Regions from separate parts of the Homo sapiens genome. Here region 1 is linked to region 2. The links are chromatin contacts, found by Hi-C in ENCODE. All regions are on one chromosome and are shown on one strand. The core of a region is the stretch at or near the end of the contact, and the rest is flanking DNA. Distances in the headings are between cores, read along the strand shown.

Region 1 (6,144 bases), core at 2,718-5,217, 3.1 Mb after region 2:
TATTCCCAAAGAATTGAAAGCAGAGTCTTGAAGAGATATTTGTAGACCAATGTTCACAGCAGCATTATTCACAATAGCCAAAATGTGGAAGTAACCCAAGTGTCCATCCACAGATGAATGGATAATAAAATGTTATATACACGCAATATTACCAGCCTTAAAAAGGAAGGAAATTCTAACATGTTACAACATAGATGAACCTTGAGGACATTAAGCTAAGTGAAATAAGTCAGTCACAAAAAAAAAACAAATACCGTATGATTCCACTTACATGAGCTATCTACAATAGTCAAATTCATAGAGGCAAAGAGTAGAATGGTGGCTGCCAGGGTCTGGAAGGAGGGGCAAATGTAGTCATTGTTTAATGTATACAGAATTTTGCAAGATGAAAATAATTCTGGAGATTGTTTATGCAACAATGTGAATGCATCTAACACTACTAAACAGTATACTCAAAATGGTTAGGATCATAAATTTTATGTTATGTGTATTTTATCACAATAAAAACATCTGATATGAATTAGTTATTTCTGGGGAAAAAACGGGTAAGTGCCACCACATCTGGCTAATTTTTGTATTTTTAGTAGAGACGGGGTTTCACCATTGTTGGCCAGGCTGGTCTCCTATTCCTGAACTCAGGTGATCCACCCGCCTCGGCCACCCAAAGTGCTGGGATTACAGGCATGAGCCACCACACCCGGCCAGGAATTCTTTATGTAAAAATATCAGTTTTAGTGGCTGTGATATTCCAATATAGAATCATGCCTTGCTAGGACCATGCCTCACTGAACGATGGGATACATTCTGAGAAAAGCGCCATTAGGCAATTTCATTGTTGTGTGAACATCATAGAGCATACTTAACACAAACCTAAATGGTATAGCCTACTACACACCTAGGCTATATGGTATAGTGTATTGTTAATAGGCTACAAACCTGTATGGCATGTTACTGTACTGAATACTGTAGCAATTCTGTCTAAACATAGAAAAGGTAGAAAAGGTATGGTAAAAATGTGTTATATAATTTTATGGGAACACTATCTCATATGCAGTCTGTTGTTGATGGAAACATTGTTATGCGGTGTATGATTGTATCAAATTGGTTACCACTTGTTGGGGCTTTTTAAAATTTTTATTGTTTTAGAGACAGGGTCTTGCTCTGTTGCCCAGGCTGGAGTGCAGTGGCGTGACCATAGCTCACTGTAGCCTTAAACTCCTGGGCTCAAGCAATCCTTCCACCTCGGCTTCCCAAAATGCTGGCATTACAGATGCAAGTCACTGTGCCTGGCCTTTGTTGGGTTTTTAGGTTAGTTCTCCTTTATCGTCATTACGTATAACCTGAGATACACAGTGTTGAAGTTAAATCTGTACACATACTGAATCTTTCCCTAGAATGCTTTCCTGAAAGTAGAATTACTTGGTCAAAGGGTATGTATGTTTTTAACATCTAATTTCAAGTTTTATCAAACTATTAAATGTGCAAACAAGTCAGATAGAACTACAGGATTTAAAACAAGCTCCAATCCACTGCCTCACCTCTTTCCACCGTCAAGTTCCAAGCCTTAGAGACAACCAATTCCAACTTTTTTAGCTGTTTCTTCTGTATTTACCTTGATATTTCTAAATAGTATGCTTATATTATTTTTTGATTTCTCAATTTTGACATTATGTATTTTATATATATATATATATATATATATATATATATATATATATATATATATATATATATATATACTTTTTTTGAGACGGAGTCTCGCTCTGTCGCCCAGGCTGGAGTGCAGCGGCGCGATCTCGGCTCACTGCTACCTCCGCCTCCTGGGTTCACGCCATTCTCCTGCCTCGGCCTCCGAGTAGCTGGGACTACAGGCGCCCGCCACCATGCCCGGCCAGTTTTTTTGTATTTTTAGTAGAGACGGGGTTTCACCGTGTTAGCCACGACGGTCTTGATCTCCTGACCTCGTGATCTGCCCGCCTCGGCCTCCCAAAGTGCTGGGATTACAGGCATGAGCCACCGCGCCTGGCCAACATTATGTATTATATTTTTATGGTGAAAAATAATTTAGCTCCCAAGCAGCACCTCCCCCAACAACCTCCCTACTTCCCTAAATCCTTAAAACCTTCTCATCTTTCTCCCCACAAACTTTCTTTTTTCTCCATTCTCTTAATGTAATTCTATCACTTTGGTTAAAACAATATTCACTGCTCGGCGGGGCGCGGTGGCTCACACCTGTAATCCCTGCACTTTGGGAGGCCGAGGTGGGAGGATCACTTGAGGTCAGGAGTTGGAGACAAGCCTAGCCAACATGGCGAAACCCTGTTTCTACTAAAAATACAAAAATTAGCCAGGCATGGTGGCACACGCCTGTAATCCCAGCTACTGGGGAGGCTGAGGCAGGAGAATCGCTTGAACTTGGGAGGCAGAGGTTGCATTGAGTCAAGATTGCACCCCTGCACTCCAGCCTGGGCAACAGAGCAAGACTCTGTCTCAAAAAAAAAAAGAAGAAACAAACAAACAAAAGAACAGAAAAAATAAATAAAACAATATTCACTGCTTACGTTTTTATGGTCATGTTAATACAGTTCACAGCTGAGCCATATGTTGTACTATGATTATATTTTCTTTCTTTTTCTTTTCTCTTTTTTTTTAGAAACGCAGTTTCACTATGTTGCTCAGGCTGGACTTGAATGAACTCCTAGGCTCAAGTGATTCTCCCACCTCAGTCTCTCGAGCAGCTGGTACTACAAGTGCGTGCCACGCCACTCGGATACATTTTCTTTCTTGCATAGCTTTTACTTTTTTTCCTTTCTACATTTGATTGCCTTTTTGTCTGTTTGCTTAGTTTTTTACAAAAAACAACTTTACTGAAGTACTACAGTTACATAAAACATACCTGTTTTACATGGATAGTTCATAGAGTTTTGACAAATATATACACCTATGTAACCATCACCCTAATCAAGATATAAAACATTTCCATCACCCCCAGCAAGTTCTTTCTTGTTCTTTTGCAGTCAACCCCCGACCCCCATCTCAGGCAAGGGCTGATTGGAGCCTATTACTGGAGATTAGTTTTACCAGTTCTTGAACTTCATGTAAATGGAATAATTTTTTGACAATTTCACTTCGAAGAGACAGACTATTAAAAAGACAATTGTTTGTGTAATAAGTACACGCATGCTAAAAGTACACGACCTGTTCCAGTTTTGGGTTAGCAAGGGATTCCTCGAAAAATTAAAAGAATAAACCGCTACTATCATTATTAGAAAGAATTAACCTGGAGTAGAAAGAGGTGTTATGTGGATGGGGATGGGGGACATGAAGGATGGGGGACATGGGGGATGGGGGACATGGGGGATGGGAGAAGCGCAAGACATGGAGTGCGAATGAGGTTGGGGTCCAGCCAGAAGGAAAAGCATGAACAAAGGCTTGGAGACAAGAGCAATTCCGTCTGGACTCAAACCTGGATTTCGTAACTTGTCTCCATTTTACTACCATCGAAACTGCTGTGCTCTCCAAGTTTTTTGCCCAGTCCAAGCAGGGCAATTATGAATAAGTAAGACGCTCTACCAACATATTTCAGTGTTTTCCCCCATTAGACTGTAAGTTCTTTGAAAGCTAGAACTTCATAATGTAACCCTTGTTACGTAGTAGGCAAGCATTAATAAATACTGGTTGAATTAACGAATAATTGGGTGAGTGAATGAACGAACGCACGCATGCAAACCCGAAAGTCCCTGGAGGAAATGGTCACCTTCGGAGGTTTAGTCTGGCCCAGAAGCCCTAAGACCACGGACTGTGCCAGGTCCCACTCCAAACGCCGGGGAGACGCTCTAGGCAAGCTACACGTTCTTTGCTGCGGTGCCACTCTAGCCGCGAGAACGCCGCTCTATGGCTGCGGGGGAGGGGCGGGGCTCGTGGGTGTCTCCGACCCTTTTTGTCCCGGCGCGGCGGGAGCGCGCTTGGCGCGTGCGTACGCGACGGCGGTTGGCGGCGCGCGGGCAGCGTGAAGCGAGGCGAGGCAAGGCTTTTCGGACCCACGGAGCGACAGAGCGAGCGGCCCCTACGGCCGTCGGCGGCCCGGCGGCCCGAGATGTTATCTGGGAAGAAGGCGGCAGCCGCGGCGGCGGCGGCTGCAGCGGCAGCAACCGGGACGGAGGCTGGCCCTGGGACAGCAGGCGGCTCCGAGAACGGGTCTGAGGTGGCCGCGCAGCCCGCGGGCCTGTCGGGCCCAGCCGAGGTCGGGCCGGGGGCGGTGGGGGAGCGCACACCCCGCAAGAAAGAGCCTCCGCGGGCCTCGCCCCCCGGGGGCCTGGCGGAACCGCCGGGGTCCGCAGGGCCTCAGGCCGGCCCTACTGTCGTGCCTGGGTCTGCGACCCCCATGGAAACTGGAATAGCAGAGACTCCGGAGGGGCGTCGGACCAGCCGGCGCAAGCGGGCGAAGGTAAGGCTCGACCCTTCCCTCAAACGACACCGCCTGGTGCCGAGCTTCCCCGAGGCTTCTCCGCCCTCCCCCGCCGCCGCCGGGTCTTGGGCCCTGCGACCACTCAGACCTCCCCTTGTATCGCTGCGCACGCCACGTCCCCTCTAGCTGGACGGGTGGGGTGAGAAAGGAAAAGTCTTTGCCGGTGTTGACTGCGGTCTTTGTGCTGGGTCCCGAGCGACGTGGGAAGGGGCATCGATGATTGCTGGGAGGGGTATTTTATTCCTTAGGTCTTTCTTGCACACCTTTTCATTTTCTTGACTGGAAAATGGCTCCCTGACGTGGGGTTACGGTTGGCGTTCTTGGAGACCTCACTTGTTTGTTCACAGATAGGTCTGGAAGCTGTTGGGCGATATTGATGGCGTTTCAGCTGGGTGCACGAGGGGGCTGTAGGTTGATGCTGAAGAAATCGCCTTAGCCGGGGAGATGAAAAGAAAGGGTCGTTTTTGCTTTTGTTTTTGTTTGAGCAAAACCCTGCTGTGTGGTAGGAGTTCTAGTCTTTTTTTTTTTCTTTTTTAAAATCCTCTCAGCGATCTTTTGGCGCAGAATTTTGCAGATGAGGAAGCTGCTGATTGAGAGAGCAAATAATAGTCAAAATGCAAATATATGGGAAGAAAAGATTTGACTCCAAACAGTATATACAGACAGTGACTGCCTCAAATGTCTGTGTCCTAGATGCTATATTCAGCGTGTCACCAACATTACTTTTTTTTGTTGTTGTTAAATATCAACGGGCAGGTATTGCTAGCCCTATTTTAGGAATGAGTAAACTGAGGCACACAATTTAAGCAACTTGCCTAAAGTCACAAAGCTAAATAAGTGATGGAAGTGGAATGTAATTCCCACATTCATGTTGTTACAGGGTATCATCAGCCCTTGAAACAAAGGACCACATGGGACACTGTGTGCAGGGCACTGGGGCAGTATTAGGGCGCAGACTTTAGACTTGGGCCTTTTCTGGAGATTTAATGGTCGGTCTAGTTGGAAAAAACAACCTGGATATATATGTGCGTGTAGTCAACATTTAAATAAAAATTTGCAGATTATATAATTTATGCCTGAAAAAATTGTCTACATAATTTTTAAGTGGGAATACCAAGTCAGTGTGTATGGGGAGCTTCTTGAGATGAGTATTACCCAGTCTGAGAGCTCTCATATTTATCTGCCTACTTGAGCCAACTCTCTAAAGTATAACCAGTGCTGGATGAAAGACCGTTTTGGAGGCAAGACTTTCTGGAGCTTTTACCAAAGCATGGGTTAGAAAAGCACAGAGGTTGGTGACACCAGCCCTCAGAAATGAAATAAAGGGCAGAAGTCAAGAGTGTTATTTTACGATTTCAATAGACAGGTGGCCAGAAGCCACGTATAAGATGTTTTTAAAAACAGATTTATTGGCTGGGCACAGTGGCTCACTCCTGTAATCCCTGCACTTTGGGAGGCCAAGGCGGGTGGATCACCTGTGGTCAGGAGTTCGAGACCAGCCTGGCCAACATGATGAAACCCCCGTCTCTACTAAAAATACAAAAAATTAGCCGGGCGTGGTGGCGGGCGCCTGTAATCCCAGCTACTCCGGAGGCTGAGTTAGGGAGAATTGCTTGAACCCGGGAGGCAGAGGTTGCAGTGAGCCCAGATCGTGCCACTGCACTTCAGCCTGGGCA
Region 2 (6,096 bases), core at 984-3,483:
GGAGTTTCACTCTTGTTGCCCAGACTGGAGTGCAATGGCGCAATCTCGGCTCACTGCAACCTTTGCCTCCCGGGTTCAAGCGATTCTCCTGCCTCAGCCTCCCCAGTAGCTGGGATTACAGGCTGGCCTCGAACTCCTCACCTCAGGTGATCCGCCCGCCTCCACCTCCCAAAGTGTTGGGATTACAAGCGTGAGCCACACGCCCAGCCAAAAAGATTTTTACAAGACGGGCAAGTGTTCGCTTTTCTATCAATATGTTAGCAGTCTGTATTTACTTATTTGCTGGTGAGAAACCTTTCTTCCCTGGTTTCTAAAGTTTGAAAGTCTTTGCCCCTGAGCTCATGAGATTTCCAGAGAACTGATTCAAACAACTTCATTAAATAGGTACTTACTTCATGCCTGGGGCTTTACATTTTTATTTAATCTTTACAACTCTCTTTTGCATTCTTATTGTCATCAGAAAAATGCAAATCAAAATCACGATGAAATACCATCTCATGCCAGTTAGAATGGCTTTTGTTAAAAAGAAAAAATAGCAGATGTTGCTGAGGCTGTGGGGAAAAGGGGAACATTTTTACACTGTTGGTGGGAATGTAAATTAGTTCAGCCACTGTGGAGAGCAGTTTGGAGATTTCTCAAAGAACTAAAAATTGAACTACCACTCGACCCAGCAATCTCATTACTGGGTCTATACTCAAAGGAATATATATCGTTCTATCAAAAAGACAGATGCACCCGTATGTTCACTGCAGCACTATTCACAATAGCAAAGACATAGAATCAACCCAGGTACGCATCAACAGTGGATTAGATAAAGAAAATGTGGTATATATACACCATGGAATACTATGCAGCCATAAAAAAGAACAAAATCATGTCCAGGAAGAGGGGAGAACAGCAACATGGATACAGCTGGAAACCATTATCCTAAGTGAACTAAGGCAGAAACAGAAAACCAAATACTGCACGTTCTTATAAGTGGGAGCTAAACATTGGATACACATGGACACAAAGATGGGAACAATAGACTCTGGGGAATACAAGAGTCGGGAGGCAGTTGGGGGAAAGGGTTGAAAAACTACCTATTGTGTATTGTGTACTTTGCTCACTACCTGGGTGACAGATTCATTTGTACTCCAAACCTCAGCCTCACGCAATATAGATGGGGTTTCACCATCTTGGCCAGCTGGCCAGGCTGGTCTCGAACTCCTGACCTCAGGCGATCCCCTGGCCTCGGCTTCCCAAAGTGTTGGGATTACAGGCGTGGGCCACTGCACCTGGCCTCAGTTTTTGTTTTTGTTTTTTTGTTTGTTTGTTTTTTGAGATGGAGTCTCGCTCTGTCCCCCAGGCTGGAGTGCAGTGGTGCAATCTCGGCTCACTGCAAGCTCCGCTTCCCGGGTTCATGCCATTCTCCTGCCTCAGCCTCCCGAGTAGCTGGGACTACAGGCGCCCGCCACCACGCCCGGCTAATTTTTGTATTTTTAGTAGAGACGGGGTTTCACAGTGTTAGCCAGGATGGTCTCCATCTCCTGACTTTGTGGTCAGCCCGCCTCGGCCTCCCAAAGTGCTGGGATTACAGGTGTGAGCCATCACGCCCAGCCTGGTCTGTCTCAGTTTTAAAACGGAAAGTCCTGCATCCCAAGAAAACCTCTAGTCCAGGCAAACCTAGGTGGGTCGCTCTAGGATGGAATTAGGATTTCCAGTGGTCTTGGACAGAAGGGCGACCTCTCCCTTGAGTTACGAAGGAAGGCGGAGAGATGAAGGGCAGGATTAAATAAACAAGTATGCGGGCTTTGGAGCCAGGGCAAAGCTCTGCCTTTTAGCTGTGTGATCTTGAAATTATTTAACCACTCAGATTCAGTTTCCTGTAATTTGGGGATAATTAAACAAGAATGAGCCGTGTGAAAGTGCCTATCCAACTGTAGTAGGCTCGCAGCAAGAGTTTAAATCGTTTTTATTCATCTCCGGTCCTAACTTTTGCCGCTGCTCTGTGTTCCACTCTTCTATCATCTTTAATTTCTCTGCTTGACTTGTTCCTGCTTTGTTCTCTCTGGTCCCTCTCCGGTCGCTCCTGCCACTCACGTTGAGTACCATCCACCACTAGAGGGCGGAATAGAACAAACCAAGATGGGTGCCCCTCCAGCTCTCTATGGCGTCTGCTCGCCGAGCCCCGCAAAAGAGGCGGGGATTCCATCATGTGACCGGGGTGCTGGGCGCCGGCGCAGGCGCGGTTGCTGCGTAGTCGTCGCCGGGCTCCGTTGCCCGCGCTGTTTTACCTTCCCAACGCTTGAGGCGGACGCTGGGGGGTCCTGCGCCTTTCCCTCCTGCCGCTGGGGACTGCAGGCTAAGGCCATGTCCCGAAAGCAGGCGGCGAAGAGCCGGCCGGGCAGCGGCAGCCGGAAAGCCGAGGCCGAGCGCAAGCGGGACGAGCGGGCGGCGCGCCGGGCCCTGGCCAAGGAGCGGCGGAATCGGCCGGAGTCTGGCGGCGGCGGCGGCTGCGAGGAGGAGTTCGTCAGCTTCGCCAACCAGCTGCAGGCCCTGGGGCTGAAGCTGCGGGAGGTGCCGGGGGACGGGTGAGGCGGGCCGGGAGCGAGGGAGGCGGCGCCGGGGGACGCGCCGGGCTCGGCCTGGCGACCGTTGCCCGCTCGCGTCCATCCATCCATTCATTCGGGCGGCCCGGGCGCCTCCCGCGAGCCAGCCACGCTCCGAGTGCAGGGCGTCCAGCTGCGAGTGAGGCGGACAAGCCCCTCGCCCCGAGACGCTCGCGGGGATCCCAAAGGGTCCTAATCATGGCAGACGCCGCGAGCGAAATAGAAAGTGGGTGCTGAGACCGTATATGGGAGCAGGGCCACTGGATTGTGGCCAGGAAGGGCTCTCTCAAAGGTGACATTTAAGCTGAGTTCTGAAGGAATGAGATGGAGCCAGGCATTGGAAAAACAGTTATCATGACGATAAGACCAGTTGAAGGAGTTTGAGTAAGCCCCACTTGGTAGAACGCTTTGCCTCCTTTGAGTCCTTGGTTTTTGGGTGGTGCCCCCATTTACATTTGTGAAATTAGGTCGCCTGTTTACTGAGCTGAAGGCAGCTTCTCTAATTCTTCCTTCCATGGGCCTCAGTTTCTCTGTAAGCAAAGGTGCTTCCCCAAGCTTTCTTGGGACTTAGACTGGATCCAGGTCCAGCTTTCTTTAGGGAACGCGGAGGGGGAGAGTGGGGAGGAGGAAGAAAATTAGCTTCAAGAAAGGGGATATGGCTCCAGGAACATGGATGGAAGAAGGAAAAGGGTCAGGAAGAGGGGAGAACAGTTAGGATCCCCATTGCAGGGGCAGGTAAAAAGGGGTCTGGTTGTCAGCTGTGTCACTTTGGAAGAGAGAGTGTTAATAACAGCCTGGCTTTTGTTTTTTTCCTCCCCGTATTTGAGTGCTCAGATCCTGCAGAGGGAAGACTAAAATGAAATTAAAGACCATAAGGAATTGCCTTAGTTCATTATTATTGTTATTTTGTAGAGACGGTGATTTTGCTGTGTTGCCCAGGCTGGTCTCGAACTCCTGGCTTCAAGCGATCCTCCTGCCTCGGCCTCCCAAAGTGCCTAGATTACAGGCATGAGCTACCACCCCCGGCCAGGAATTGCCTTAGATATTAACTGCAGAATAAGGTGTTTTAAAAATTTTCACATTACATTGCAGCTTATTGATTAAGACTGTGAACTGGTCCTAATTTCCCTTTCCCACCGTTCCTGTTTATGCTCATTGCTTCAGGCAGATTGGATTTCTTTTTGCTCACAAAGAGTTCACCACACTTTGCTGCGTTGCTGTTTTTGCTTAAGATGCAGTTGGAACTTGATTACATTTATTCACCATCATCTGGCAAAGTGCTTGGTACATGGAAGGCAGTCAGTACGTTTTTGCTGAATGAAATATAAAAATAATAGAGGGAGGTCAGCTAGCCTAAGCATAAGCCCAAGACACCCTTATAGAAACAGAAATACCAATTGAATACAGTGGAATTGGCGTGGGACATTGGGGCTTTTCCTTGCAAATGATTGGATTGCTTGTGTCTGCTATACTGGGTATGGTATTCTCAATGTCAGGGTGCCCAGGAAACTGAAGTACTCAATAGAAGGTTACTTATGAGGAGGAATTAGCACAGGGAGTTGTAAACTCTTGAGGGGGCTTTCATAAGGTTATGGGAAACTTTGGGGGTACTACTTCTGCTCCCTATCCCCACACCCCCATACACACACAGCATACTTTTCAAGTTAATTCAGCACACCTTAAGTAGGGTGCTGGGAATATGTTGATGACTAAGATACTTAAGGACTTCATAGCCTAAGGTAGAAACACGTAACAGTGGGTCTCAGCTTTTTTGGTCTTAAGATCTCTTGGCATTCTTAAAAATTACTGAGAAACCGAAAGAACTTTATATGGGTTATAGCTATGAGTATTTACTGTATTAGAAAGTAAAACAAAGTTAAAACACAAGAATACACACACATTCCATTAGCTATCAGAGTGATGACTTCATGCATCAGGTAGCCTCTGGAAAACTCCACTGCACTTGTGAGAGAATGAGAATGAAAAAGGTACATTACATCTTAGTTTTGAACTCACGGATACCCTGAAAGCATATCAGAGACCTTCCCACATCTCCGGTCCCTTGAGTCACACTTTGAGAACAGATGATACAAATAATTAAAATATAGTTTGATATATTTTTAGTAACAGTGACTGATTATAATGGTACTATTGAGAAGGAAAAGGCTACTACTCTATGAATTGGCCAGGAAGTCCTTCTCGTTCATTCGGTAAATACTCATTGGATACACTGCTAGATGCCTCTCAGAGGGTGTCATGCTCTGATTGGGTCATGAAGGACCAATAGGAGTACACCAAGAGAACGGTCCCATCTGAGAAGGAGTATATATAGAGGCACAAGGACACGATGTTTTTGGGAGATCTACAGGTTGTTTAGGGTGACGGGTAGTGTAGGGCACAAGGGTAGAAGTAACGGGCAGTGAAGCTAGGCTCCAGAAACCAGCTTGACTGGAGTGCTCATGTCTCTCTTCCAAGGTTCCTGTTATTCGGACAGTGTTAGATAAAATGATCGTATTTCCTCTTGTGTGGGCTTCATGGAGCTAACCACCTTCTGTTCACAAGTTCTTCACATGAGTTCCATTAGCTGGACTGTGGTTCAGCCCTCGTCAGTATCCTAGTCCTTTCGAATGTGGTGATGACAGACTTTATCACTGCAGGGGATGGTGTTTCCTGTGTATGTGATGGGTTGGCAGGTGTCAACAGATTCTTCTACCCCCCTCAGACGGAGTCTTACTCTGCCACCCAGGCTGGAGTGCAGTGGCACAATCTTGGCTCACTGCAATCTCTGCCTCCTGGGTTCAAACAATTCTCTTGCCTCAGCCTCCTGAGTAGCTGGGATTACAGGCACCTGCTACCACAGCCAGCTAATTTGTTTGTATTTTTAGTAGAGATGGGGTTTCACCATGTTGGCCAGGCTGGTCTCGAACTCCTGACCTCATGATCCATCCGCCTTGGCCTCCCAAAGTGGTGGAATTACAGGTGTGAGCCACCGCGCCTGGACAACGGATTCTTTTATTAATGTTTATTAAGGACTCAGGTGAAATATAATGAAGTTAAAGACTATTAAAAAATAGTTGACATCTCTAGCGTTCCCTGTTTTCATTCAGATTTGATTACAATCTGGAGTAGCCTGATACAGTATCTATGAGCATGTTCATTGTTGGCAATATGGTACCTGTAGCATTCTGGAACCTGAGGGGGTTTAGGGATGAATTAACCAATATCCTGTAATACAGCCTTTACATGGGTTGAGTCAGCTTAGTGTAGATTAATCAGGGAGCTACTTAGAGGGTTTTGTAATGCTTCCTGGACCAGCTTCATATTTCACGTGTTGTCTGGAAGGTGGACCCACATAAATTGGATTCATTTTTCAAAGCAAGAAAGAAATAGTTTAACCTTGATGTTTTCCTTAAAAACATGATTGGCTATAGTGTGAAAAGAATGTATAACTCTATTTATTAGGCAGTACAATATTAACATCCCTCTGAACTTATCTAGTTGGGTC

The links. A loop is a pair of places that touch in the nucleus more often than their neighbours do. Pooled maps may share reads with other maps.
Region 1: a loop to region 2 is called in a map of CD8-positive, alpha-beta T cell, with 6 times the contacts of the local background. The contact joins the promoter of KDM1A here to the promoter of OTUD3 in region 2. A Hi-C loop is called at or near these places in 2 of 168 maps with a recorded cell type or tissue (CD8-positive, alpha-beta T cell and naive thymus-derived CD4-positive, alpha-beta T cell) and 7 of 50 pooled maps.

The regions. Positions count from the first base shown.
Region 1 is chr1:23,015,501-23,021,644 of GRCh38, forward strand. KDM1A (lysine demethylase 1A) reads left to right here and starts at 3,968. Exons shown (of 21, transcript NM_001009999.3): 1 at 3,968-4,447. The coding sequence starts at 4,097. It overlaps TEX46 (testis expressed 46), which reads right to left and starts at 352. Exons shown (of 3, transcript NM_001242521.2): 1 at 272-352. The coding sequence starts at 273. RefSeq lists enhancers at 3,772-4,459, 4,460-5,145 and a silencer at 4,215-4,284.
Region 2 is chr1:19,880,162-19,886,257 of GRCh38, forward strand. OTUD3 (OTU deubiquitinase 3) reads left to right here and starts at 2,234. Exons shown (of 8, transcript NM_015207.2): 1 at 2,234-2,573. The coding sequence starts at 2,353. The region is part of intron 1 of LOC105376823 (a long non-coding RNA gene); the gene reads right to left. RefSeq lists an enhancer at 2,018-2,067 and a silencer at 2,438-2,777.